7 separate regions of the Mus musculus genome follow, and regions 2, 3, 4, 5, 6 and 7 are each linked to region 1. The links are chromatin loops, found by intact Hi-C in ENCODE. Cell type or tissue: heart. All regions are shown on one strand. Region 1 holds the start of Arf6 (ADP-ribosylation factor 6). Region 2 overlaps L2hgdh (L-2-hydroxyglutarate dehydrogenase). Region 3 holds the start of Sos2 (SOS Ras/Rho guanine nucleotide exchange factor 2). Region 4 has its middle 14 kb from the start of Gm40434. Region 5 has its middle 39 kb from the start of Gm40434. Region 6 has its middle 20 kb from the start of Gm31512. Region 7 overlaps Gm31512 (a long non-coding RNA gene).

Region 1 (4,000 bases):
GTCGATGCGGTCGCGGTCGGCGCAGTCTACCACGAAGATCAGACCCTGGGTCCCGGTGTAGTAATGCCGCCAGAGCGGCCGGATCTTGTCCTGGCCGCCCACATCCCACACGTTGAACTTGACGTTTTTGTAAGTCACCGTCTCCACGTTGAAGCCCACCGTGGGGATGGTGGTCACCGATTGGCCCAGCTTCAACTTGTACAGGATCGTTGTCTTGCCGGCTGCGTCCAGGCCCAGCATGAGGATCCGCATTTCCTTGTTCCCGAAGATCTTGGATAGCACCTTCCCCATCGCGTCGGAAGAGCCGGGGCCGGGGGCATTCAGGTGTCCCGGGTCCCCTCAAGCCTACAACGCCGCCGCGAGCCCGAAACGTCGCCGCCCCGCTGCGAGGACGCCCTGCGGCCTGCGCGAAGCTGCCGGCTAGGGGAGCAGGGGCCCGGCCTGCGCTCACTCGGGCATCGCCCGCCGCCGGGGCCCTGCGTCTGCGCCGGGAGAGCCGCCGCCCTGCTCAAGCGAGGCGAGGCGAGGCGCGGCCGGCCCGGAACTGCCCTTCCCCCCCGCAGGCGCCGCGCGAACGAGCGAGCGAGCAAGCGCCGCCGACAGCTCCTCCGCCGCCTCGGCACGCGCCGGCTCCAACTGCGGCCGGCCTGCCGGCCTGCGAGCACCGGACTCGGCACCGACCCCGGTCACCACCCCGACGACGAGCGCGGCTCGGCGCCCGGTCAGGTCATGGATCCTCGCGGGAACTCGCGGGTGCTCGCCTGCAGGGACACAGAGAGGGAGAAGGGAGTTACCGCCGGGCCTCCGAGGGGGCGCCCAGACCGACGCGGCCCGCCTTTCGGGCTCGGCCCTTGAGGTTACCTCCAGCCGCCGCCCCGAGCGCGGGTTCCCTCCGGCCTCCACCTCCTCCTCCTAGCTCTGCTGCCGCCGCCGCCGCTGCCGGAAAAGGCGCCGAGGAAACCGCCTCACTTCCCCTCCCAACTGCGCACGCGCGCCTCGGCCCGACCGTTCGGAAGAGCGCGACCTCTGAAAGGAGAGTGGCCCGCGCTCTCGACGTCACGAGCGCCACGCGCCGGGGGGCGGGGCTACGGCGGCTCCCGGGGCTCAACGCCGGCGCCTCGCGGAACCTGCTGGCGTGGGGCTGGCCGTGTGCCCACCTGTCGCTCTACCCGGGGTCTCCGCGGGTCTCCTTCTCCGCCACTCGAAGGCGGGGCACGGATCCACCGAGGGCGGGCTTCGTCGGCCCTTAGGACCGGCGCCCCAGCCACGCTTCCCAGGCTCGCTCCCGGACCCCCTGCGCGAAGCCCCTCCCGCTCTCCCCAGCCTTCCTTCAGTTTCCTGGAAGACACGTGGGAGGCCAGTGTTCCATAGAATCCGCCAAAGTAGCCCGCACTTTTTGTACTCGAGTTGGGTCTGCCCCTAAGCCCTGCCTTTGAAAGTTTAAACTCGTTCTTTATAAGTCTGGTCTGAACCGCCCGCATTTCTTAAGAAACAGACTATCAGGGCCGACGAGATGACTGTGGGTAAAGCCTGCCACCGAGAGGGCGGACCCGCCTTCGTTCCCCAGGAAGGAGAGAACCAACTCCCTTGAATTGACTTCTGCTCTCCACGTACTATAAGGAAACTCTTTGGGTTTTGTTCTTATTTTCAAATACTTTTTTTCATTTAGTGTGCGTACGCACGGAGAGAGGTCAGAGGACAACCAAAGTCAGTTCTCCCCTTTCTTCATGTGGGTCCCAGGTATCAAGTCAAGCTTGGCGCCCGACGCTTTTACCTACTAAGCCATCTTGCTGGACCAGGAAACCTTTTTGTATTAAACGGATAGTGTTAAGGTTAAAGTAAGGTGAAATTTTTAATAAAAATAAACACGGGGAGAAAACTTAAGTTCAAGGAAGTTGCTACAACAGCATATGATAATATACTGTTTTTATTTTATAATTAAAAAAAAAAAAAAAGGAAGTCATCTGGTACAGCTCACACCTGTACCAGAAGTGATGAGACTGAGGCAGAGAGGGTCGCTGTAATTCTAGGTCAGTCTAGGCTAGAGAGTGTGCCACTCTATTTAACAAGTACTGGCCTCACAGTCGCTCAGGGTTATCTGAAATTATTCTCCAGCCTCCACCTCCCAGGACAGGGGTGACCCAATGGAGCAACAGGTATTTGAAACCACAGCAGGCTTTTTACTTGACTGAAGATTCGAACTCTGGAACTTACTGCTTACAAAGCAAGTGCTTTTTAATGCACCAAGCCATCTTCCCAGCCCCAATAATAAATGATTAAAGAATAATTATAGTACAAAACAAATAGCAATAGTCAGAAACTAGTCGCCAATAGTAAGAATTAAACTCTCTATGCCATGCTTTAAAAAAAATAGGTCAGTTTGGGGCTGGTTGATACTGCTCAGTGATTAAAGCACTTGTCACCCACCCTGACTTGGAGGACACCAAGCAAAATGTAATTTAAAGACATTCAAGGTGGTGTATGCCTTTAACCCCCGCACTGGAGAGACAGAGATTGATGAATATCTCTGAGATTGAGGCCAACCTGGTGTACATATTGAGCTCCAGGCCAAGTCAAGGTTACAAAGTGAGGTCCTAGCTCAAAAAAAAAAAAAGGTAAATTTTAAAATATTCCAAACACTTCCAAATAGTAATAATTTAGGCAACTATTAAACCATACCACAGATGAAACATCTTATTTTCTTGACCCCTTCTAGAGAATAATTTTTATTTGATGTTTCTATTATATTAATTGTACATAATCATTTTGCCCTCAAATGTGTATATAATGTTTTTCAGTTATTCTCCCCCTCTGTCACCTTCCCTTGCTCCCTTTCACTGACTTCCTTTTTAGTAGCCCCTTCTACTTTCATGCCTTTTTTTTTTTCTTTTACATTTTTGAGACACAGTGATTTCCTTAGTGTTGTTTATGGGAACATGGCACCTGACCAGTGGCTCCACCACTTACAACCTGCCTCTCCCTCCCCTTTCAACTGTTAGCTGCATATAAAATGGCTCTCTAAGGAGTACCTTGGCAGGCAAGAGCAAGCGTGTGGTGAAAGGTTGACCGATTTTCTAAGAAAGACTGGTGTGATATGAAAGTTCCAGCTAGTATTAAAAACATTGGGAAAACGACGGTCACAAGGGACTCAAGGATCCAAAACTGTATCTGCTCAAGAGTCCTACGTTTGAAGTGAGCCTTGAAGATCTACAGAATGATGAAGTTTCATTTAGAAATTTTAAGCTAGGGCTGGAGAGATGGCTCAGCGGTTAAGAGCACTGACTGCTCTTCTAGAGGTCCTGAGTTCAAATCAGCAACCACATGGTGGCTCACAACCATCTGTAATGGGATCCAGTGCACTCTTCTAATGTGTGTCTGAAGACAGCTGCAGTGTACTCATATAAATAAAAATAAATAAATCTTTAAAAAAAAAAGAAAAGAAAATTTAAGCTAGTTACTGAAGACGTTCAGGGCAAAAACTGACTAATTTTCATGACATGGATCTTGAGACAAAATGTATTCCATGGTCAAAAAGTGGCAGACCATGACTGAAACTCATGTTGATATACAGCAACCGTTTTAACCTCTCATATTTGGACTTATTCCCAAATGAAGAGTAAGGAAAGAGGAAAATGAGCAAATAAATCACTCTCCTACCTCGGTGTTCCATAGGATTCCTGTGAGTAAGCTGATTGGTGTGGTGTTCCAGGATTTGAAATATGAGACATTCAAACTTCCAAAGTTAGCTGGGTGTGGTGGCGCACGCCTTTAATCTCAGCACTTGGGGGGCAGAGGTGGGCGGATTTCTGAGTTCGAGGCCAGCCTGGTCTACAGAGTGAGTTCCAGGACAGCCAGGGCTACACAGAGAAACCCTGTCTTGGAAAAAAAAAAAAAGTTCCAAAGTTTTAGCTGGATGTGTATGCCTTTGCTCTCAGCACTCCAAAGGCAGACGAAACTCTGACTTTACCTACATTGTGAGTTCCAGACCAGTCAGAGCTAC
Region 2 (4,000 bases), 330 kb before region 1:
ACAGGGTTTCTCTGTGTGCCACTTTGACTGAGTCTTTTTTATATTATTATTATATGTAAGTACACTATAGCTGTCATCAGACACTCCAGAAGAGGGCATCAGATCTCCTTACGGATGGTTGTGAGCCACCATGTGGTTGCTGGGATTTGAGTTGCTGGGATTTGAACTCAGGCCCTTCGGAAGAGCAGTCAGTGCTCTTGACCACTGAGCCATCTCACCAGCCCTTGACTGAGTCTTAAAAACCCTTTAGACACATACTTGCCTTTCGTCTTCTCAACTTAAAAATTTTTAATTTTATTTTTAATTGTGTATGTCTGTGGAGAGGTGTGGTCTCATGTGCACATGAACCCGGAGGCATTGGAGCCCATGGAACTGGAACTACAGGAGTTGTAAGCTGCCCATAGTGGGTGCTGGGAATCAAACTCACTCACGCAGATTCGGGCGGGGCACGCTCTGCATCACTGGGATCCGCCCACTACTTGTGCTTCTGTCCACTTGGACTCTGCTTGTAGGATAGAAGTAGGATGTAGCCCGGCTATAGTTGTTCTAAATCCTTGCTCAGGGGTGTCAGGAAAGCTTTGTTGGTGTTTTCTTCTTGGAATTAGAGACTTTCTGGACTTGCTGTGTAGATTCTTCTGAACTCATCAAGCCTATGTGTTTGTCCTCCCTGGGGATATTTTTAGTGTCCGTGCCAGTTGTCAGACCTAATCCACGGTGTATTCGAGGTGCTCATACTGTAGCATCCCCCTCCACAGTGCTGTAGAGCAGCTGTTGAAACTAGCCTGGTGTAATATGTCCGTGAGCTCCACTCTGTATTAGCAGAGCGACAGTCATGTCAGCTGTTTCCCTTAAGGGGCTGGCAGGGGGAGATCTTCTCTAAATCTGTCTCTGTGTCATTCTGAGGCCATTCTGATGGACTCCTTGGAGGGACTGTTAAGTACCCAGTTCACGTTTCCTTTCTCATCTCTCCCACTCTCCTTCTGAAATGGAAGGGGTAAAAATATTGAGGCATTGTTTTCTTGTGCTTACTTATAAACAAAGTCTTTTATTTTCTCTGGTTTACAGTTGTAGACTTAGAATGTCTTAAATCTGAAAACAGGCTGGTTAAATCAGGTGGCTGGGCATGTGGGATTTTGTATCAAAACTGTGGCAGGGAGTTCACTACCTATATTCATTACCACAGTTTGATAGAAGTCTGAGGCAAACCTGTTTGCAGGTGCATGTGGAGACAGTCAACTCAATCACAGAGGAGTTCCCCTTTAGAGACACAGATGCTGATATGGCTAGTTTAGTGACCCTATTTGTTCCTTCTCTTGATTTCTTCTGGTTCCTCCAGCTGGTAAATTCAGGAATTACTAAAAACAAGGAATATATATTTGATATCATTTGTATGAGTTGAAAAACAAGCCAAATATCACACATTATTTGTAGATCACTGTGAAAATAAAAAGCAGTCATAAAACTAATAAATACCTGACTCAGAAAAGTGGCTGCCTCTGGGAACGGAAGATCAGAATCTGCAAATACCACATAGATTTCTTTCTGCTTTTTAATTGATTTTTTATTTATTTTATTTTTATTATCTCCGGTTTTCATTAGAGTATATCTTGTTAATTAATATCTTATTAAATGCCTGAAATATTTAATGATGAGATCAATAGAGCTTTTCACAGCTTGAAGCCTCAGTCCTGCCTGTCTTATTTGTCATGCAACCCAGTATTGTGTCATAAGCATAAATGTTAGATAGTGCAGTCTAACAGGCCATACATCCAAGCAGTCCTGAGTTAGATCCGCAGTGCTGCAAAGGAGCAAGCTGATGGAAGCCACGCGTGAGAGAGGTATTACTCTAAAACTGTGCCGAGAGCATCAGGAGCTACCGAAGGTCATGCATCTACATTCTTATTGTTCAGCAAAGCATTGTGAACAACAATTTGTGGTGCATTAGACTGGAATGTGAAGTTGTTATCTGTCAGATACATGCATGAGCTGTACAAGATACGTGATTGTCACTAAGGCCTTTATGTTAATTCTAAGCGCCTCTCACTCTTTTCTGAGTCACGTGTTACACTGTTAGCACTGTAAGGAAGTAAAAAGATGAAGTCATATAGGCAATGATCCCCCACTTCTCGTGTATTGTTTTGTTAAATGTCTTATTAAGTGATTCAAAAATAACATTTCCAGGAATGGAAGCTATACTATGTTATAAAATGCAAAAGCAAGATAGCAAGATACCTCTGTAACTTGGTGCCGTTGGCGTTTGTATTGGATAGTTGTTTGCTGTGAGGCCTGGCTAGCTTATTGCAGGTTATTTACTAATACCCATGGACTTTACCCATCCACCCATTTGTAACAATCCAAAATGTCTCCAGATATTGCCGCTATCCTCTAGGGGGCAGGATTTCCCTAGGTTGAGAACCACTAGTCTAGTGAATTAGGTAAATGTCACACTACAAAATTAAAGAGAAAATGTAAGAAACTTTTTTTTCCCCCTGAGACAGGGTTTCTCTGTATATCACTGACTGTCCCGGAACTCACTCTGTAGACCAGGCTGGCCTCGGACTCAGAAATCTGCCTGCCTCTGCATCCTAAGTGCTGGGATTAAAGGCATGCGCCACCACTGCCCAGCCATTTAGTTCATTTTTTTAACAATTTCATACAAGCATACTGTACATTTTGATGATTTTCTCCCCTCACTACTCCCTGCCCCCGTCCCTGTCTGTAAATTAGAGAGTAAAAAGTTAAAGCCAGTTTGGTTGATATAGGCTGAATATTGTCAATACTAAGTGTGTACTACTTTATTAATAATCATAGTTTTCATACACATTGGCATGAAATGGTGTCTTCAGGGGTGTGCCTTAAATCGTTGGAAAAACCTGAGTGTTGAGTGGGATTTCCTCAGATAAAACAAGAATGGTTATGTTTGTATAATTGTTGAAAACTTTGTGAGAGGCAGGTGGATTTCTGAGTTCGAGGACAGCCTGGTCTACAGAGTGAGTTCCAGGACAGCCAGGGCTATACAGAACTACACAGAGAAACCCTGTCTTGGGGGTGGGGGGGAGAAAAGTTTGTCATACAAAATGATAATAGTAATTCATATACAGAAGTTCTTTGTGCTTTTATACATTTTTAAAAAAAAAGTTCTCCTCAGAATACCTGATGAATCAAATGAAAACCCTGTACAGAGGGACGCCCTTAGACACACTTATCCCTGGGGTTTCCTCACATAAAGCCCTCTGAATCAGATGAGAATCCTCGGATACTGTACAGAATTGGAAATTTAACAACTAAAGTATATCCCTTCTGCCCCCAGTCTAGACTGCTGGTATTCTGTCATCTCTCACAGGACATTTATAGGATCTCACAATGTTCTCGTCCCTAACACTGGGCATATAGAGTGCTTGCCCAGTACATACAAGGTACAGGATTCCATACCCAGCACCTACCAGAAAATAAGGAGAGATGAGCCTAGATAACAATGATATTCTCTCATAATGCATTTTTGTTAAAGATTAGGAAGGAAAATAACTGCTCCTTCAGGTCTGGAAATTAGGCTGGAATTGTTTCCCTTCTCCATAGCAGCACTCCAAGTTACACATGTTCACTCGGTATTACACATTTAGATTGGCAGTAGTCCCAACATGAGCTTTATACATACTTGGCTATCCTATTTAGGGCCAGCCAAAGATGTCAGTTACAAGTTTTCATAGCTTTTATATAATTGAGTCCACAGTTCTTAGTTTGTGAAATCATTCTTTTAGTTTTGCTTAAAAAATTGTTAAAAATATAGTGCATAGCTTATTGACTGTCTATGAACTGTAACACTCAAGTCTAGACATGGAGGAGAAGTAGGTGTTGTACAAGACATTGTCTGCCCTTGAGGCAGGTTTGGTTTATGTTTTCTAAGGTTTCATTTTCCAGTGCTGACCTCAGGCTGAAGTCTTCTGAAAGGAAAGGCTGCACTTGCAGTACTATGTAGGAGAGAGCAGAGGCTTCCGAAGAT
Region 3 (4,000 bases), 310 kb before region 1:
GTTTAGTGTTTATTTTTAAGAGATACCCATTCTCTTTATGTGTGTGTGTGTGAGATAGCTTTTTCAGTCTTTTTCCTCTCATTCCCCCCCCCCCCTTTGAGGTTTAATTCTACTAATTTGCAGGGAAGTTAGCTCAAAAAATGAATTGCTGTAGTTGTGTGTGTGTGTTTCTAGCTTGTCATTGCCTTTTAGCTTGACTTGTGGGTTTTCCCCCCAGGCATTAAAAAAATCTATGTCAGTCTAGATTTTTGTGATATATATAAAAGTCATCTTATTTTTTTTTTTTTATTCTGAGGTCATTTGGAATCCCTTTTTTATACATGTAAACCTTTGACCTATTGGCATTTCTGCCTGAGTATGAGATATGGATTCAACAGTTTCTGTTTGTCTTTAGATGGTCACTTGTCTGGCTGGGAAAACTCTCTGGTGTCATTCTTGGACCCTTTGCACCATGTGGATCCGTTTCTGTTTGCCTAGCCCAGAGATCACAGGGCCGATGCCTGTAGAGGCTAGGCAGGTTACGTAAAAGGGGAACGGTGCCAGATCGGGAGGACAGCCAACTGGAAATGGGTGGCACACTTCTATAAAGAGGACGGCCTCTGCACTGCCTGCTCGTTTCTTTGCATAGATGCAGTAGGCCACGTTGTTGCCAGATCTTTGTCAAGAGAAGCTGGAAATAGACAAGAAAAAAAAAAAGCTATCGACTTTAAAATGGTAATACCAATTAAAAATTCTTAATACTTGGCGAAACAAATACATCTTCAGGCCAGATTAAGCTCAGGGGAGCCTTCCAATAGCCTTTGCCAAGAATAAAACTTCCCACCAATGACTTTCCTATGAGAAAATACAATTGCAGTCTGATAATTTGACAGCTTCGTGTTTTATAGCTAGGGTCTAGGAACTTTAGGAAAAATAAGCTTTCTCTATAAACCAGAGTGTATTTAGTACATGGGACTATGAACATGGCCATTTATTAGAAGACAACTTTAGAACTTTTATTAGAAACAACTTTAGTGTTATTATGTAGGCACACGCGTGTGCGAGGACACACATATGCCACATTTCAGATGTAGACAGGTCAGGGAACAACCTTGCGAAGCCGGTTCTTTCCTTCACGTGGGTTCCAGGGGTGGAACGCAGGTTGTCAGCCTTGGGAAGCGAAGCAGGTACCTTTTCCTCGACAGCCCCAGAGGACTTTTTTTTTTTTAAACACTGTGGATACTTAGATTAAAAAAGAAACCAAAAACAAAACAAAACGGAAACCTCCGATCTCTTTAAGTATTTAGTTGCCATTTTTACTTTATGAAGTCAAAATGGTGTTGTGTTTGGGGGAGAACAATGTTCACCCACTGATTCTGGAGCTGAAATTACTACACAAGTTATCTTTTCCAGTCTGTTCTTCTGTTCCCTTCCTCACTTCGGTGGCTGGCAGCATGACTGTTTACAGCCCGTTGGGAGCAATCTGTTCAGCGATTTTAGTGGGATGAAATTTGGGTTAGTGAAAAAGTTTCCAAAGTACATGCCCCTTCAACTTAAAAAAGCATAGGGACAGAGGATTTTTAGGTTTTTTTTTTTTAATGCTAATTAGTGTGACTGTATCGCAGGATCCAGGTTCTGTAGAACCTTAAGTGGAAAGGATTTGAACATGATTAACCTAAGAACAATATCTGAAAGTTTTTGGATACTTTTTTTTTTTTTTTTTTTTTGATCCATAGGGACTCTAGGTGAAAGACCTCGAACTGAAGTCATCTGGCCCTTCAACGTGCGCTAAGAGCTTCCCATGACCCTACAATGTGACTTTATGAATAGCCACTATCACCTAAATATACAAAGGAGCCACACAGAGCACACGTTAAATAAATATCCTATCAGCCCAAATGTCCTTTTCTCCCCACATCTGTGTTCTGCCTCCCAGAGCTGCAGTCACGGGCTCGGGGGTCCCCTAGGGCTGTACCGAATCAGGATTGTCTGCCAGGACTCGGAACGCTGCCGAGTTCGTCTGGAAGAGCCACCCCGCCCCGTGCACGTTCCCAGGAGAGACCGATTACCCTCCCGGCCCCGGGGCCCCGCACCAGACGCCTCGGCCCGCTCGGCGGCGCGCATGCTCCGTGCTGGTCTTCTCCAGAGACTCGGGAGAGCGAGCGCGGGGCCGAGCCGAGCCGAGCCGCCGCTGCAGGCACCGGGCGCTCGGCGGCGGCCGGCGGGGCTGGAGGGGCGGCGGCGGCGGCGGCGGCCAGTGCCGTGCACGCCGGACACGCGCGCCCGCTCGGCCCCGAGGGCCCTCTGGAGGTGACTCGGGCGGACCCGGCGGTGGCGGCGGCGGCGGCGGCGGCGGTAGCGGCGGCTGCGCGGAGGGCGGGGGAGGCGATGAGGACGCTGCGGGCCGCCGCTGTCTGCCCGCCGCGGCCGTAGCGGGAGTCGGGGCGGGGGCGAGGCCGGCGGTGCCCCGCGCTGCGCACCCAGACAAAGGAGGAGGAGCCTCGGGCCAGCGGGCCGGCGCCGCGGGGACAGCAGGACGCCTCGGGCCGCCGCGCTTCCTCGGGGCTGCGGGGCCGCCAAGCCTCGGCGAACGCCCGCCCGCCGGCGCCGCCCCCGAGCGCTCGGCCGGAGCTGCGGCCCGGGCGGGAGGCGGCGGCCGGGGCGAGGCGAGGCGAGGCGGCCGGCGCCCTGCCTGTCAGGCCACCGGCCCGGCCTCCGATGCGGAGGCGCTGCGGCCGGGGCCATGCAGCAGGCGCCGCAGCCCTACGAGTTCTTCAGCGAAGAAAACAGCCCGAAATGGCGGGGACTATTGGTCCCGGCCCTGCGGAAGGTCAGTGCTGGGGCCGAGGGAGGTGCCGCGGGGCGACGGGCTGGGGGGCCGGGCCCGGAGCTCGCACAACTTGTAACGGGGAGAGCGAGGAGCGGGGAGCACGGCTCGCGCCCGCCCCGCGTGCCGCGGCCGAGCCTTCTCTGGCCGGGCTGCGGGCGCTCCTAATTGCCTGTTGCATCCCGAAGGACGTTTTCTCAACTTTCTTTTTTGGCCTGGTCCCGGAAGGAAGGTTTTGTTATGATCATAAAACTGGATTTCATCTTACAGTCATTTCGTCAGGCAACTTCCGCCGTTGACCAATGCGTTGTCCTCAGGCTGGATTCTGGCAACACAGAGTCCCACTGGTTTTTTTCGTTTCTAAAACAAATGCGCAATTTTGGACCGAGAGGCTACTTTGAATTAAGTTCTTGGGGCTGGGGGTGCTCGCCTCGGGCGGCTTGCTTGCTACGCTCGCCCATTCGCCTGTTGAGGCTGTGCTGTTTTCGCTAATATGGATGTGTGTTTCCCATGTGTGAAGTGTCAGTGAGTCATAGTATTCGTTCTCCAGCTCTTGGGGTGAATCTAAAGCGCCTCCCCACTTCCTGCAGAAGTCTTACCTGAATACAAAGATTGCCTCACAAAATGTGGTCAGTTTCTTCACAGCGACGAGGACTTGCAATAACCACTTTTAAGGGACAGTTGCGGGGGCGGGCGGGGGGGGGGAGGTGGCTCGTTGCTAATCAATCTTTGGAGATTAGATACATTGCTAGGGTGCGTGTCTCCGATTGGTTGGTGCTAGTCTTATATGAAGTTAGGTAATTATGCCATTCTCTTTGTTGCTCTGGGCCAGCAAGAGACTCGTTAGGGAAGGTGATTTGCGGTCCAACAACACAAGCTTGATGGCTTGAATTTCATTCCTGGAATCCACGTAAAGGTGATAGGGGAGAACTGACTCCACAAAGCTGTCCTGGCCTTCATGCAGGCCCTCACCACACACACACACACACACACACACACACACACACACACACACACATGCCACTAACACATATATCACACACACACACTTTAATAAGAAACCTCCACTAGGTAAAATACCACAATTGAGGGAGAATGTAAGATGTAAGGAGTAAAAGTACCTTTTGGGTTCCTGAGTTCATGTGCAGAACCCAGGGGGGAAGGAGAGAACTGACTCCCTACACACACTCGTAC
Region 4 (4,000 bases), 77 kb before region 1:
GGCGTCACATTCCCTGGAACTGGAGTTGCAGACATTAATGAGCCGCCATGTGGTTGCTGGGAAATGAACTCAGGACTTCTGGAAGAGCAACCAGTGCTCTTAACTACTGAGCCATCTCTCCAGCCTGACACCCTTTTTTCAATGTCAATATTCAGCCCATGTTTCAGGTCCATTTCAAATGTCAGCACAGATGAATCTCCCTAGTAAGATCAATTTTTCCATCAATGATTTTTTTGTTTTTCTCCCACGATGTATGTCACATCTTCCTGTGTGTTATGGAGAGCCGTGCAGCCAGTTATTGATTTGTCCTCACTCAGCTTTGGAAAGGACTCCCCGCAGTCAGAGCTGGGCAACCTCACATTCAACACCAGCAGCCTGAGGATGAGGGCTGCTGGCTGCTGGCTCTGCCCTAATGTAACCAGACCTGGGAATGTAAGAATTGCAAGACAGAAGGGAAGAACTCACACAACTTCCCCCAGAAGCATCTTTTGGGGATATGCCTCAGAATGGTATAGTTGAGTCTTGAAGTAGAACGATTCCTAACCTTCTGAGAAACCACCAAATTGACTTCCAGAGTGGTTGTACCAGTTGGCGATCCCACAGCAATGGAGGAGTGATCCCCTTGCTACACAACCTCACCAGCATGTGCAGTCCTTTGAGGTTTTGATCTTAGCCATTCTGACTGGTGTGAGGTGGAACCTCAGGGTCGTTTTGATTTGCATTTCCCTGATGACTAAGGATGTTGTACATTTCTTTAGGTGCGTCTCGGTCATTCAGGATTCTTCTGTTGAGAATTTTGTTTAGCTCTGCACCCCGTTTTTTAAATTGGGTTATTTGGATTGTTGGTGTCTAGCTTCTTGAGTTCTTTATATATTTTGGATGTTAGCTCTCTGTGGGATGTAGGGTTAGTGAAGATCTTTTCCCAATCTATAGGCTGTCATTTTGTCCTGATGATGGTATCTTTTGACTTACAGAAGCTTTTCAGTTTTATGCGGTCCCATTTATTACTTTTCGACCTTAGCACCTGAGCCATTGATGTTCTCTCCTCAGGAAGTTGTGTCCTGTACTGGTGAGTTCAAGGTTATTCCTCACTTTCTGTTCTATTAGATTAAGTGTGTCTGGTTTCACAAACTGAAGAGAAGGGGGAGGGAGAATTGGGGGAAGACTTGTGTGAGGACTGGGAGGAGAGGAAGGGCTGGTATTGGGTTGTATAGGGAATAAATAAATAAATTTAATTAAAAAAAAAAAAGAAAACCACTTGCAGAGAGAAACTTGGATTTGAGAAAGCAAATGACTCTTCTTTCTCTTCCATCTCTCCCTCCTCTTTCTCTTCCTCCCCCTTCAGTCTGAGTGAACCCTTTCTTTAGTTTGTGAAACCTGAAATGAAGTTGATAATAGACTCAAACCCTAAGGTGGAGAAAGCTTACAAATTTCATATTCTGAAAGGGACAGGGGTAGGATGTGAGATGCCCACACCCCTTCGATGAACAAAACTGAAAATCCGAGATACCTTTGACACCTCCCCTGTGCTGGACGAGCCTCACTAACATGTCCAGAGCCTTCCTGCGTTGTTCATGCTTTTTACAAGTTGTCTATTTCCTCTTCCACCCACCCTGGCTCCATTCAAGGGCACTCCCGTTGTTGGGGGACAGAGAGGGAATCTACATACCGAGAACCTCTTTTCAGCCTTGCTTGCAAGCACCTGCAGGCTTCCCTTCAGTGTTTCCTGTTCAACTCAACAGGTTCTAATTATGTGAACTAATATTTGCTCACTATTAAACCATGTTTATTCTCGTAAAAGGCAAACATTCAAAGACAGGGGTTAAGCAAACCCCAGAAAAAAAAATCTCAGTGTTTATGCCAAGGCACGTCTGTTTCCCGCCACTCGGAGTTTCTCCTTGCCCCATCATTACAGATATTTGCCTTTCAGAGTGTTTGCCCAACTCTTCTCCTTCTGCAGGACAACCATTCTCTCTTTCACTTCCTGCCTCCCTGGTGGAGCAGAGCTCCACTGCCTTTCCCTCAGATGCCACATCTTGCTGTGCGGAAATGGCCGCTGCTGACTCCTTAGAGAAGACTGGCTGAGAGAGAGCCTTCCCGGAGCTGCAGGGGTGCTTCCCCTTGTGTGGTTTCTGAGTCATTTTTCTGAACCAGAAGATGAGAACTGTCTGAGCTTCTGAGGTGTGTTGTTTCTCAATTCTTGTCAAGCATATCACACAGTTCGTCCCACTGCCAAGTTTCTCCCTCACAATTCTGACATGTTTGTCCTCAAACATTTTCATTTCCCATAATGAAAAGAGCCCGGGGGAGGAAAAAACATCAGAACTCAAGCGCTGTAAAGATGGCAAAGCTAGAAGACGTCCTTAAATATGACAGAGACCCAGGGACTCTTAATCCTATGTTAAACCCCCCAAAACACACACACACACACACACACACACACACACACGCACCTGCTCACACTGTAGATCATCTTGGGAAAGTTAGCAAAAAAAAAAAAAAAAAAAAAAACAAAACCCCTCAGTCTCAATCGATCTGGAAGCAATGAAAGTGAGCCATGTTATCCACAAAACGGGCTGAAGGACGAACATATGTGGTCAGTCACCCTTCTAATACCACAGAGCCCCATACACATCACCCCAAATTTAAACCACACTAGAAATCTTAGAGCAGTAGATCTTCAACAAGGCAAGATACGCCCTTCCTCTTGTATGAACTGGTTCCGTGATGACAGAATGAAAGTGTGTGCTTTCGCTATACATCATCCAGATATAAATAACTGTCTCTGCTGACCTCACCCTCGACTTCCTCAAAACCCCAAGACTTCACTTCCCTCCCAAAATGTATGGGAAAATACACCCGGTCCTTTGAAACTTGGAGCACTGGCTGCTCCCGCATCACTTTCCCTCTGATACTGCTGAAGCAGGGTCCTGAAGAAAGCCCCGATGATCGGCCCTTAGGGAGAGGTCGCATTTCACTACAACATTCTGCATCATCTTTCTGCACAAAAGCACAAATCTGGGATTGCAACCCTTAAAATCAAAGGAAAATCTCTAATCTCAGCCTTTCTGCTGCTGTAAACAATTCACCCATAAACCATGCCCATGAAGAAAACCTTGTAATCACACACACACACACACACACACACACACACACACACACACACACACACAGCTGCCATGAGGAGCAAAAGCAGAGGATCCCATTGCTTCCAGAACAAGCGCCAGCAAATCCTTAAAATGTGAAACTACAAAGGCAAGCAGCAAGACTTGCCATTTCAGGCCCCTTGGATTACACTGCTGGAGCTCAGCCAACAAAACAATCTTCCAGAAAAGCAGCCCAGCCGGTTGCAATAGTCAGATCTGCAGCCTCAACCAAGCTCTTTGTCAAGAGAAGGGGGAACCTTGCCACGCCCCACCCTACCCAGACTCTAGTCCCACAACCTGTTAACCAAGGTTACAAGACATCAGTCTTCATTCACCACAAGCATATAGGGGAGAGGAGGGTGTGAGCGCAGGGCGGGGAAGGAGGGGCGAGCCGGGTGCGAGCACCACGCCCTGAGCAGCAGAGGTCCGGAGAATCTGCACACAGCCATGCGACTATGTACTGAGCACAAGCCTGCCCTGCCATGCGTGACCCATTTCAGATTAGGGGAAGAACGGAGCAGCTTCAAACATACTTTGAACTCTTATGATACTAGCACCAATCCCTCAGCCAGACAAAAAAAATGGTTTCCTCTGGTCAGCTTTGCCTGAGGAGGTCATTACAGGAAGCCAGGCTTGGGGTTGTAAATTCAAGCTGGCTTTCTCTCCTGAGGATGGAAACAGAGAACCAGAGTACATATGTAATCTGAGATTTATGCTTAGATTAAGGGGGACTGGAGACTGGGGAAGGAGTGGGCTTTCTAACCCCTGTGACCTCAGGCTACTTGGAGCTTCCAGGATGGAGCCTTTCTTCTGCTAGACACACAAATTCGTGGGGCCACATTCTGTTCTCTAAG
Region 5 (4,000 bases), 52 kb before region 1:
TATCTCAGAAAAAATAGAAAGAGGTCCATGGTTAATCTCTCCAAGAAGCAAGAAAATACTGTGATCTATACAGCAGTAAATAAAGAAAACGCTGTTTTAGAAGAGTTAGCAGTGTGAGGGACAAAAGCGGTGTTCACAGACATCTCCAAATCGAAGTGCATAGAGGAAAGGTGACAGTGGCCAGCAGTGCCCATTCCCCATGGCTGTCACCCCTCGATGCCTGTTCAGCATTGAGGTTGGACACAGAGAACAGGTGTAGACTACAGCCTAAATCCAGGCGGAAAGGTGTCCCATCTCGGACCTGGAAGCAACGGGAGGAACAGCCTCAGAATGTGTCTAGCAAGAGAATCATCTTAGAGAGGTTGGTTGGAATCCAGGACTCAGGACAGGGGACAAAGGTTCTGGTGGGAATGAGATCGATGGGACCTAAGAGCCCATTCCAACCTAGACTGAGACAGTGAGCACTTTTTACTTTCTAAAGAGTACCCAGAAGGCATACGCAACCAATCCACACATTATAAATCTTTACTGCCTAATTTTATTTTTAAAGAAAAAAAAATGGTGCTTTTGATCTCTTGCTTCTCTCCTGCTCTTGCTCTCCCCTTCCCCATTCCCTTGCCTTCCTCCTCTCTCCACATGCTCATGGCCATGGCCAGCCTCTACTTCCCTACTCTCTCACTCCCTCTGCCTTTCTCTGCCTCTACTACCCTCGTAACTCCCCACCCCATGCCCTGAATAAACTCTATTCTATACTAAAGAAAAAGAAAAAGAGAAGGAGGAGGAGGAGGAGGAGGAGGAGGAGGAGGAGGAGGAGGAGGAGGAGGAGGAGGAGGAGGAGAAGGAGAAGAAGAAGAAGAAGAAGAAGAAGAAGAAGAAGAAGAAGAAGAAGAAGAAGAAGAAGAAGAAGAAGAAGAAGAGAAGAAAGAGAAGAGAAGAGAAGGAAAGGAAAAGAAAAAGAAAAGAAAAGAAAAAGAGAAAAACGTCTAGCCAGATAGCTCAGTGGATAAAGGCACCTTGCTACTCTGCTTGAAAACTGGAGTCTGTACCTAGGACCTTCTTGGTGGAAAGAGAGAACTGATTCCTGAAAGGACAATTTATCCTTTGACTTCTGTATGTGTGCTGTGGCAGTATGGGCACATACTAAATGTAATAAAAGAAATAAAAGCGAAAAAGTTGAGCCAGGCATGGTGGCACTTGTCTGTAATCCCAGCACTCAGAGGCAGGAGGATTGTAAATTCAAATCCAGCCTGGACTGCAGATCAAGATGAAGGGGTGGAATTGGGTTGGAAAATTTTAAGTAGAACCAAGATATTTTTAAAGATTATTCTCCTTAATTTTCTACTGTATACTTAAAGGTCTTGTTCGTTTAGCTAAAGTAAGAACACTGTCCCTCTGAGATGTGCCTCTGTATTCTCCAGCTCTGGGTCTCTGAACACACCAATTAACAAGATTTTGAGAGCCACGGCTCTAGGGGCCTCCAGGTTGGCCACTAGCCAACAGCAAGCAGGTTCTGGCTGGTTGTCCATCAGGTTTGGAGAGCTGCTCGGGGCCCGGCCCTGAGGTGTGGTGAGTAGCCTGAGCAGGCACAGGCAGGCTTCTGCTAAACTCCGTAGCAGAGTAGGTGTGCCTGCCCACAGGAGTACCCCAAATTCTGAGGCAGGAATCTGGGGCCGAGATTCAAAGCCCCAAAGCAAAGCAGAGTGAGGTTTAAAATTCAGAGAGGCCTGAGTGCCCCGCACCTATCATTTTCCTCATGGCCGACCGCTCTTCCGGTGAGGAAGTTTCCACCACGTGAAGCAGTAAGTGTTAAACAGAGCAGGAAGTACAGCTGCACGGCTGAGCCTCCTCCAGACCGGAAGCTGCAGTCCACGGTGGTAAGAGCTACTACACGAGTACACCAGCCCTTTCCCGAATCTGATTGACAGTGGCCGAAGGATACAGAATGCGGATTTTGATTGACTCATATTTCTTTCTTTCCGTTTCTCAGCTGCCACACCTACCCCGGCTATAAAAGGCTTTCTAGTCTATTATTACATCAAGAACAGTACAGTTTCTCAGGGGGACCTCCCTACCCTAAGGAGTTTTCCACTTTCCTAAGGAAGAGCTTAACATTCTCGGTGTTCGTTGATTCATCGCGTTTGCTCAGCCATCCATCTTTATGTCAATAGGACTTGCACGGAGCTGGGTAGATTCACCACAGTAAGCCAGGTTGCACACTAGAACCAGGCTTTCAGCTGGTCAGAAGTTCCCGCATTGGGCTCCACTGCCCGACCTTAGACATAAGCTTTTATTTCTTAAGCATGACCACTGGGGTTCAAAAGAAAGCAAGTCAGAGTGTCCAAAGTAGAAATGTAATATATGAGGCATAGAAAAGAGAAGACCATATTTTTTTTTCATTCATTTGTTTGTTTGTTTGTTTATTTATGGGGTGGGTAAATCTATCAGTGTGTACGTGGACATCCTGGGACAGCCCTGAGCATTCTTTCCTTCCCCAAAGTGGGTCACAGTGATTGAGTTTAGCTTTTCAGTCTTAGTGACAAGAGTCTTTACCCACCGAGCCATAGAATCCACCAATGCCTCCTTTTTGTTTCTAGAGACTGCCAAGCTTGGGGGCTTCATCCTGACGTCCTGGCGCTCAAAAGGCCGAGGCAAGAGGGTCCCTGCCATTTCAAAGGCAAATTGGGCTGTGTAGTTCCAGGCCAGCCTGGCCAACAGTGTGAGATGCTGTCTCAACAGAAAAACAAAGGCAACCATTTCCAAGCTAGGGATGGTGGCTGAGTCCAGAGAATACAAGTTTGAGAAAATAAATAAAGCCTGGGTTTCAGGAAAGGCGGGTCAGCGGATAAAGTGCTTGCTGCACTAGCATGAGAGCCTGAGTTCAGATCTTCAGCATCCATGTAAAAGCCAAACATACATGACACATCCGTAACCACTGCTGATGGGGTGGAGACAGGCAGGTCGCTGGAGCTCACAGCTAGCTGGTTTGGCCTGAGAAGCTCCAGTGAGAGAACTGGTCTTTACGGAAACTGGAGCGGGAGTGCGCGCATGCGTACAGAGAATAAGCTCAATCTCACAAGCGCTCGGCCCTAAGTGAGATATCCCTATCACACCCCTCCCCGCAAGGCTCCAGGATCTGCGCAGAAGAGCAGATGCAAAGATTATAAGAGCCGGAGGTGCCGATGACTTCAACGCCATCAGGCAGATGCTTGTAGGAATTTACAGCAATTGTGACAGCACACGCCTGATAAAGATCACAGCATGTAGAAAGAGAGGTAGACGCGAGGTTCCAGGCCTAACAGAGGGGCTGTTGGCACTTGATTGCTACTAGAAAAAAGAAAGTTAGTTGTCCTTAGTGGAATGACAATTGGTATACAGATCACACTCCAAGGGCAGGCTCCATGACTAGGAGTAGTTGACAAACTGGGGTTTTGTTTGTTTGTTTGTTTAACTTTTTAATTTTTAAAAGAAAATGGGTGGGTAGGGAGGTTGAGAAGAACAGTGGGGGAGCTCTGGAGGGGTGGTCAAATGGTCAAAATACATTGCATGAAAGTCTCAAAGAATTAATAAAGACATCATTTATTTCAATTTAAAGATTTATTTATTTTTATTCTATGTGCATTGGGGTGTTTTGCCTGCATGCATGTCTGTGTAAGGGTGTCAGATCCCTGGATCTGGAGCTACAGATATTTGTGAGCTGCTATGTGGGTGCTAGGAATTGAACCCACAACCTCTAGAGGAGCAGCCAGTGCTCTTACCAGCTGAGCCATCTCTCCAGTCCCTATTTTCTCAATTTAAGAACAAGGTGGAGAGTGATAGAGGATGACTCCCAATGTCTGCCTCTGGCAACCACACATGCACACATAAACAAGTGCAGCTGAACACACATGTGCACGTATGCTCTTATAACACACACACACACACACACACACACACACACACACACACACACACTCGAATTCTTTCCTGTTCAGCACATGACACAGCTTCCTGCTGTGTTGAG
Region 6 (4,000 bases), 150 kb before region 1:
AATAGTTCTGCCATGCTACACATGAACTTACAGTCGCTATCCGGTCTCCTGGTAAAACAGCAAAGAACCCTTCTGACAGGAAACCTCTGTGGTTTGTCCCTCCACAAAAGGATATGCTGAGAAGGGTAGGGAGTGAATAGGGTAGGGGAAAAGATGGAATTTCAATTTAATTTTGTCAGGACTAGGTGTTTAGAAGGCAAAACATAAACCCGAAACATTGTTGCAAGTGACCTTGGAGAGAACGGTGGAGACTCTGATCTTGCATGTCAGGCCCTGGGGCTTCAGGCTCTCATATTGTTTTGTGATGACACTGATGATATCTGCTTGGAGTCCTGGAGTTAGGCTGTGCCTTCCCACTCTGCTATGGTGGAGACATGGTCTTCATCTTCAGCTGTCCTGAAGGGACAGGGGAACCTGTGGCAGAACTTTCCAAAGTCATCCAAAATGGGATCCCAAAGAAAGGAAAGTTCTGAGGTCTAGCAACTCTCAGAAAATTCTGGAAACCACTGTGGTGAAGAGACACTTCCTCCCTTAGAGCCGGAGCATTTTGTCAATGGAACTGAGCCCTGAGCAACACAGGCAGGAGGGCGATTCCTAGCTGAGACTAGAAAGCAGACGTTTAGCTTATGATGGTGGGATTGAACCCAGAGGCGCATCACTTACCCACACCAGGGATAGCAAGTCCAATCTTGAAGTCTGGTAATAAGACAGGAAGCAGCAATCTTGCCTTGAGCCCATGCTCTGACTTTCTTCCCGAGATGGACTGGTTGCAAGTGTAAGTCAAGTAAAGGCTCTCCTCCCTCAGGGAGTGTTTAGCCTGTGTTTCACCACAGTGACAGAAATATGCCTTCCATTTTCCCCCCTCTTCTTCAAGTAACTCTGCATCATGTTTTTTTTTGTTTGTTTGTTTTTTGTTTTTTTTTTTTGTTTTTTTTGTTTTTGTTTTTTTACCTCAGTAAATACATTTCAATAATACTAAATGCAAAGTTATAATTTATTTCCTGAATCTTCTATTGTTGGAGAATAATATTGCCTATTTGTCTAGGGGATGGTGTTTCGTTGATATTATTGTATGGCAGCAACCAGCATCATTTTCTGGATATATTCCAAATAATGGGTAAAACCTATGACCTTTTAAGGACTTTGATCCTCCATCAGCTGGGATAGGCTAACTGTTAAAACAAACACCCCTGAGTCAATGGGGCATAAGATAAGGATTTAATAGTGTCTGCAAATTCCTTTCTCTGCGTCTTTAACAATTAGGAGGATGGCACGTTGTTTGTGTCTTTTTTCTATAGATTGCATGGGAAGTCATGGCTCCTCTGCACAGATGCAGTGTGCCTGTTTCTGATCTCAGAAGGGTTGTCACTAGACAACAGACAGTAGGACTCATATGCCTGACTCCTTTCAGAACAGCCACCAAGTTACTGCATTCAACTCTGTTTCCCTTACCCCCTTCTAATTCTTCCTGCAGAACAAGTGTCGTGTGCAAAATGGGCCACCTTTTCCAGGATCCAGCCCCAAGCTCTGTGCCCCAAATCACCTCTGAATGCAAGGTCACCAAACTGTCCTAGCTTAAAAGACAAGTTTGATTTGGGGGCACGGGTGGGGACAGACTCCAGGGAATAGAACTAAAAGGTGAAAATAGCATCCCAGGGTTGACTTGGTACATTGGCTTTGACCAAATCTCCCAGTGTCTTGTCCTTTGGCGTTTAGTGTCTCGGCAGAGCATTAGCATAGCGAAATCAGCAAGAACTGAGAAATTGTAACAGAAGCCATAGAACTGTGTAAGAGCTGTTCCTTCGCGTGCACCAGGTTGATGAACGCTGGCTCATGTCTGACCTGTGGTTTCCTCCTTGTTTTGAGACTGAAGCATAGTTATTCGAAGATAATGCTTTTGAATGGCCTCTTGTCTACATCTGTACTGGACTCCCAACTGTTGCCTGATGATCAGTTAGGGCTGGCCCCTTGCAAAGCAATGTTTCCAGGGAGGTGAGCAAAAGAATTCTTCAAAAAGTATATTTGTCCAAGGACCTCTGAGAACCAAGCCACAGCATTCCTATAGGTAGTGTGTGTGTGTGTGTGTGTGTGTGTGTGTGTGTGTGTGTGTGTGTGTGTTTTCTTATGTGTCGGCCTACCCAGTCCCCACCTCCACTGCCTTCCCCAAGAGGCAGCCTCAGACTCTGGACCTCTTGACTGAGTGACTCACACTAAATCTAGCATTTATAACCTAGAAAAAGAAACAGGAAGTGGCTTACAGAGCCAGGGTACAGCTCAGGGAAGGGCTCCAGTGTCGTTGGCCTCAGATGAGATGGTAAACGCAGACAGAAGTGTGGTGTAGCAAGCATCTCTCTTTCCTCCCGTTACCATGGTGCCTTCTGGTTGGGGCTGGACCATCTCAGTGGAGTTCCTAGGTGCATGATCGTGGCATAGGGGTCACTGCTTCTGGGCCAATGACTCTTTCCAACGTGAGGTCTTGTAAGATGATAAGCTCTTCTCTGCAGTGGCCTTGGACCTTTGACACAGCTTTTATCAATCAGCCTTATAAGGAGAAGTGCTTAAGTGGATGCGGTGGTAAACGCCTGCGATCCCCGTGCTTGGGAGGTAGATGCAAGAGGACAGAGAGTTCCTGGTCATCTTTGGATCTTTGACTACATAGGGAATTCTAAGCCAGCCTGGGTTACTCAATCCAGGAAATGTGTTCAAACACCATGAACTTGGAAAGTGTATACCTAGGACACCATGAACTTGGAGACTATACCTAGGATTACACTGTGACACCCATAGAAGGGCTTCCTTTATAGGCTGAGAAACAAAAGTCCATTGTTACCCTGGGTCCCCAGAGTCTGGGTCCCCAGAGGAGTGCTCCAGTGGTGTGGTTAGCACTGTCCTGGGTGTGGCCCTAGGGTCTTCTGCCCAGGGTGGTGGGAGTGTGTGTGGCTGATGGGGGAGAAAAGAGCAGAGGGCTAGCCTTCCAGTACATACCCAGGCATCCATTTCTGATTCTCTCAGGACTGAAGGGTAGCAGGCAGCTGAGCCATCCCCACTCCTACCCTCAGAGCCTCTAACTAGTTCTCCTAGCTCCCCATCCTCTCACTGATGTCTTCCCACAGGCTTACCCTTGTCATGGCAGGGTGGTGCCAAGACACTGTGGAGGCCTTTCCCATGCAGACTCAGTGCAACTATCTGTAATGGCCTCTTTAGGCCAGGGTCTCCAAGTACCAATTTATGGAGAAATGGTTGTAGCACAGACTGGTTCTTGGCCTGCTCTGCAGCCCTCCAAGAACCATGTTTCCCCAGGCCTAAAGGTCTGGTTCTAAAAGCACCTGTTCCTCTAGACCGGTCCATAGAGTAGAGGGCCTGTAGCCAACCAGTCGTATTTTTCCTTTGGATGAAGATAACTTGCTTCCTTTTCAGCCTCTTGTGACGTTTGGAAACGATCCCAGAAGTAGAGGGGATCACTAGCCTGGAGAAGCCATTTGAGGCCTAACACAGCTCTTTCAGGAGGGATTAGACGGAGGCCAGATTATCGAGCAGTTTCCCTCAGCCCTGGCTTGCCACAGTGACAGCATTACCCAAGCTTTTCCATAAGCAAAAGGGCTTGCTGCTTCAGGAGTCTGTGCTCTCTCGGTGTCCTTCAGAAACAGGCAGAGAAGGTCACTTCCTGTCACAGACCGGGCGGGATTGGAATCCACTGGCTTCTCCTCAGAAAGAATGCTGATTCTAAGATAACGTCAGGAAAGGACGAAAACTGCCTCTACCTCACGGACCTCTTCAGGCCCCTCCCAGATCCTTGTGGAGCAAAGGAGAAAAAGCAAACTAAACTAACCCGGGATTTGTCTGGAGGGATGTTGATACTTCTGGATACTTCCTAGCACCCATATCTGGCTGCTCACAACTGTCTGTAACTCCAGTTCCAGGGGATCTGACACCTTCTTCAGACTTTCACAGGCACCTGTATTCACATGCACGGGTGCTCGTGCGCACACACACACACACA
Region 7 (4,000 bases), 130 kb before region 1:
CAGAGGCAGGTGGGGTTTTTTTTTTTTTTGGTCTGTTTTAAAGTGAAGCACATTTATGTTTTTATTGTGAGTAAGTATGTGTGTGTATTTGTATACGTGCAACAGTGCACCTGTGCAGGTCAGAAGACAACTTCCCAGAGCTGGCTCTCGCCCCCATCTTGTGGGTCTTGGGGATCAAATTCAGGTCATCAGGACTGGTGGCTGACACCTTAACTTACTGACCCATCTGTAAGTTTGGTTTGGTTTGGTTTGGTTTGGTTTGGTTTGGTTTGGTTTGGTTTGGTTTGAGACAAGGACCTTGACATCCTGAGTTTTCTCCATTTTCAAGTGCTGGGATTAGAGGAATACACTAACATGCCTATCCTTTAACACACACACACACACACACACACACACACACGAAACAAAAAGAAACAAATAAAATAAAACAGGTTTTTATTATTTAGCTTCCTCCACCTCCTAAGTATTGGGATCACAGATTTGTGCTAACACATCCAGTTGGTAATGGAGATTTGAGAGCCCACTGCATGGGACTGAGGTTTGGGTTAGAAAGTTTATGGACATTCTTTTGTTTAGAAACACACACACAATGATTGAAAGCATTGAGAAAGAGAGGTTTATTTTATCTTACATCATGAAGGGAAGTTAGAGCAGGAACTCAAGGCAGGAACTGATGCAGAAACCCTAGAGGAGTGCTGTATGTATACTGGCTTCCTTTCCCTGAATTTCTTCTCTCTCTCTCTCTCTCTCTCTCTCTCTCTCTCTCTCTCAGACAGAGTCTGTTTATATAGTCCTGGCTGTCCTGGAACTTGCTATGTAGAATATGCTGACCCCCTAAACTCACGGAGATCTGCCTGCCTCTGCCTCCTGAGCGCTGGGATTAGGCAAGTACCACCATGCCAGGCTTTCAGCTACCTTCCTTTCAGCCCAGGACCATCTGTCTAAGGGCAGTACTGCCCACAGTGGCCTGGGCCCTCCCAAATCAATCATGGTTCAAAGAAGAAGAAAAAAAAAAAAGTCCCATGAAGTTATCTGCAGGTCAATTTGGTGGAGTCAGGTTTTTCTTCCCAGATAGTTCTAGCTTTTGTCAAATTCACAAAAACAAACACGAGAGAGAGAGAGAGAGAGAGAGAGAGAGAGAGAGAGAGAGATTGCTCAGTGGGTAAAGTGCTTGCCTCCAAAGACCAGAACCCCTGTCAAGAGCCAGATGCAGTGGTGAAGCCCTGTCATCTACCCCAGCCACAGTGAGCAGGAGAAGAGCTGGGAAGGAGAAGCCTCAGGGACAGCCAGCCCAGAGTATGCAGCATGGCAGAAACAAGAGAGACCCTGCCTCTCGACAGGGCAGAAACTGAGACCAAATCCCCAAAAGTTGTCCTCTGATCTCCACACACAGGTGTGCACACACAAATTAAAAAAAATAAAAACCCCCAAGAACCGCCCTACACCATAACCAATACCAAGACCATTCCGTGAGAATGGATGCACACACCGCCCTTGAGGAGAGGAGGGAAAGGGAGGAGGGGACAAAATGTCCACATCACCCCACCAGGATGGAAACACCCAGGGCAAGCCAGACTGTCCACCTCAGCTGTCTGCATATCTAGCAAGGCAGGTAGGGCCAGGCTGGGGTCTCAGGAGGCCACATGGCCTGTGGAACTCATCAACTGTCCCTGAATTGCTGAATTTTTTAACGGAGTGGATCAAGTTCGATTAAATGAAAGCCAGAGACTTGTTCTCTGTGTCCAGAACTCATCCACAGGCAGCCGTTTCCTGGAGTCCTGCTTCAGACTCACCAAGTAGGTATTTCCTCCACCGTGAGGCAGCTAAACTGCTTGCCTGAGGTGGGTGCTGGAAGAGCCGGTGAGCTCAGGCACACCACACTGCTTCTCCAATGCTGCCTGGCTCTTCCTCGGAGAAAGCTCCTGACTCCAGCACAATTCTAGGCCGGCAGGAAATCACATGGATTGGTCATCCCTCCTCCCACCCCTCCCACACTGGTGAGTGTGTGTGTGTGTGTGTGTTTGGTAAGAGTTTGGCTACTGTCCTGGGAAGCTTTCCTGAAACAAGACCAGGGCTGTTTTTAACTAATATTGAGAGAAAAGTGTGACCTTGCGCTGAGAAAGACTTGCACTGGTTTGAAGAAAGCTACAGAGCAGGCACAATATTTGCATTTTCTCTTACTTGGAGAGGCCACCACGAAAGCAGCCACGCCCTGACCAGTCTTTCTGAGAGCCCTGGGTTGTGAAAGAGTGTATCTGGACGTTCCCTTGGCGGGGGCCCTCATACAGTCTCAGTGCGTATTGGTGTCTCGTGCCTCTTGACAGTGTGGCCTCCGAATGAGAAGCACAATCGTCCCCTTTGTTCCTGTTGGCAGAAACTGGCTTCTGGCTCTAACGTCTTCATTTCCTCTACATCTTTGTTTCCTTTAGGACACACACACACACACACACACACACACACACACACACACGCTCATGAACAGCTGGAGAAATGAGGTGCTTGGCTCACAAACAACAGACTCTGACAGAGCCGCCCATCCTCCCCAGCTGCACCAAATTAACTTGGCATGATTTTGCATACTTCGCAGTCATGCATTGCAGAGGGATGCTTCTCCGCTCCTGTTGCTGGCTCCTGACCTCAGAGACCAGGCAGCCCGCCCCCACCCCTCCTGGTTTGTTTATACCTGTCGGTCTTCTAAAAGGAAGGAAACAGCCTTATTCTTCTTGTATCTTTAAAATAGAAGCTCCCCAGAGGTTCCAGATCTGCACTTCAAAGGCAATAGAAAACCCTTACCCAGTTCAGCCAGCTTCAGGAAACTAGTGCTTTTAGTTACAGGTTTCCTGGAGCAGGGGACCTCATCTTGGGGTGTGCACACGAGTATCAGGGAGTCTGCAATTCTGTACCCACCAATGAATGAGTTTGTTTGAAAAACCAAACGGGATTGTGTTCTCCTGCATCCTTGTGGGATGCTGTTGTTCATGACTTGGGAGTGTTTGTACTCTACACAGGGTGAGGTGTGACTAACAAGGAGCACATGAGAAACCAGTACCTGGTGCCTGTTCAGCCCTTACTCCAAAAAGCATCATCAGGAACTGTCTCACCTGAAAAGCCAGAGTCCTGAAAAAGTCATTCTGTTCCCCGAAGTTTCAGAACAGCCAGAGGAACCTCCACTTGGAGGTGCATGGCTTGTACGGTTCGTCTGGTTAACATCCGCACCAGAGATGTTCTCGAAATGGTGTTCAGGAAGGAGCAAGGATAAGTTCAGAGTCCACAGCAGCTCTTCCCACAGCCTGGAAAAGTTTTCTCAGCCCCACGCATCTCTCCCCAGGCCTCAAGGGAAGCTTCCTTTAAGCTGATTGTTTGCCTGGGTTTTGTCTCCTGGAGCTGAGCCTTCCTGGAGGCCTCTGGTGAAAGCACTCATTCACTTTTTTCCCCTAGGAAAAATGCAAAACCAAGAAAGGAAATGCCTGTTTGTTTGTTTGTTTGTTTGTTTTGATTATTGTATAGTGAACTACTCTTAAACTCGGCAATTTAAAACATTGGGTGTCATCTCTCAGCTCTGCTGGTTAGAAACCTGGCTTGCCTTCTCTGGCGGCTCTGGCCTGTGGTCTCAGCTGAATCATTCATTCGCTGAGACTGAAGTTAGACCAAGACTGCTGGGGAAGGACCTGCCTGCAAACTCAGTCATGTGGTCGCTACAAGCTTAGTTCCTTTCTGGCGACTGCCCAGGGACACACAGCTCCTCGCGGCCCAGCCTCTTACTCTCTGCCTGCCTGTCTTCAAGACTTGGTGGCTCCATTCTCCCAGAGTGAGTGAGCCAAGAGAAACATGGAAACCAAGACAGCGGCTGCACTTCGGTCTCTCTCCCCTCCCCTCCCCTCCCCTCCCCTCCCCTCCCCTCCCCTCCCCTCCCCTCTTCTCAGCACCCTGTTCTAGATTATATAGAACAGAAGCCTACAGGGTGTGTCCAACCTTGAATTGCATGTTTTGAAAGCCAACA

Evidence for each region. Peaks named below come from ENCODE experiments on the same cell type or tissue, not always from the same donor. Only the 100,000 strongest peaks of a DNase experiment are listed, where the experiment ranks them.
Region 2: a loop joins it to region 1, with 2.6 times the contacts of the local background. A loop is called at or near these places in 16 of 42 quality-filtered maps.
Region 3: a loop joins it to region 1, with 4 times the contacts of the local background. A loop is called at or near these places in 16 of 42 quality-filtered maps.
Region 4: it touches region 1 in a loop (2.8-fold over the local background); 16 of 42 quality-filtered maps call a loop at or near these places.
Region 5: a loop joins it to region 1, with 3 times the contacts of the local background. A loop is called at or near these places in 13 of 42 quality-filtered maps.
Region 6: a loop joins it to region 1, with 2.4 times the contacts of the local background. A loop is called at or near these places in 9 of 42 quality-filtered maps.
Region 7: a loop joins it to region 1, with 6 times the contacts of the local background. A loop is called at or near these places in 10 of 42 quality-filtered maps.

What each region holds. Positions count from the first base shown.
Region 1 is chr12:69,369,085-69,373,084 of GRCm38, reverse strand. It overlaps Arf6 (ADP-ribosylation factor 6), which reads right to left and starts at 935. Exons shown (of 2, transcript NM_007481.3): 1 at 862-935; 2 at 1-761. The coding sequence starts at 291. It also overlaps the pseudogene Gm18113. In heart, a CTCF peak has its summit at 1,542; DNase peaks (open chromatin) are centred at 44 and 994; H3K4me3 peaks cover 2,129 bases; H3K27ac peaks cover 2,272 bases.
Region 2 is chr12:69,695,315-69,699,314 of GRCm38, reverse strand. The region is part of intron 9 of L2hgdh (L-2-hydroxyglutarate dehydrogenase); the gene reads left to right. Among named protein-coding and RNA genes, the nearest start is that of Sos2, 15 kb to the right of the region's middle. In heart, a CTCF peak has its summit at 2,378 (motif pointing right); no DNase peak of the experiment used is centred here.
Region 3 is chr12:69,680,324-69,684,323 of GRCm38, reverse strand. Sos2 (SOS Ras/Rho guanine nucleotide exchange factor 2) reads left to right here and starts at 2,472. Exons shown (of 23, transcript NM_001135559.1): 1 at 2,472-2,809. The coding sequence starts at 2,723. In heart, a CTCF peak has its summit at 2,072; DNase peaks (open chromatin) are centred at 533, 1,983, 2,523, 3,203 and 1 weaker place; H3K4me3 peaks cover 3,017 bases; H3K27ac peaks cover 2,691 bases.
Region 4 is chr12:69,446,198-69,450,197 of GRCm38, reverse strand. No RefSeq gene overlaps it. Among named protein-coding and RNA genes, the nearest start is that of Gm40434, 14 kb to the left of the region's middle. In heart, no CTCF peak of the experiment used is centred here; DNase peaks (open chromatin) are centred at 2,067, 2,747 and 3,487; H3K4me3 peaks cover 599 bases; H3K27ac peaks cover 1,683 bases.
Region 5 is chr12:69,420,872-69,424,871 of GRCm38, reverse strand. No RefSeq gene overlaps it. Among named protein-coding and RNA genes, the nearest start is that of Gm40434, 39 kb to the left of the region's middle. In heart, no CTCF peak of the experiment used is centred here; a DNase peak (open chromatin) is centred at 1,851; H3K27ac peaks cover 690 bases.
Region 6 is chr12:69,514,964-69,518,963 of GRCm38, reverse strand. No RefSeq gene overlaps it. Among named protein-coding and RNA genes, the nearest start is that of Gm31512, 20 kb to the right of the region's middle. In heart, no CTCF peak of the experiment used is centred here; DNase peaks (open chromatin) are centred at 2,263 and 3,633; H3K27ac peaks cover 1,749 bases.
Region 7 is chr12:69,500,474-69,504,473 of GRCm38, reverse strand. It overlaps Gm31512 (a long non-coding RNA gene), which reads right to left. Exons shown (of 3, transcript XR_381638.4): 2 at 3,102-3,434. Among named protein-coding and RNA genes, the nearest start is that of Gm31512, 5.2 kb to the right of the region's middle. In heart, no CTCF peak of the experiment used is centred here; DNase peaks (open chromatin) are centred at 1,983, 2,333, 2,953 and 3,723; H3K4me3 peaks cover 337 bases; H3K27ac peaks cover 2,460 bases.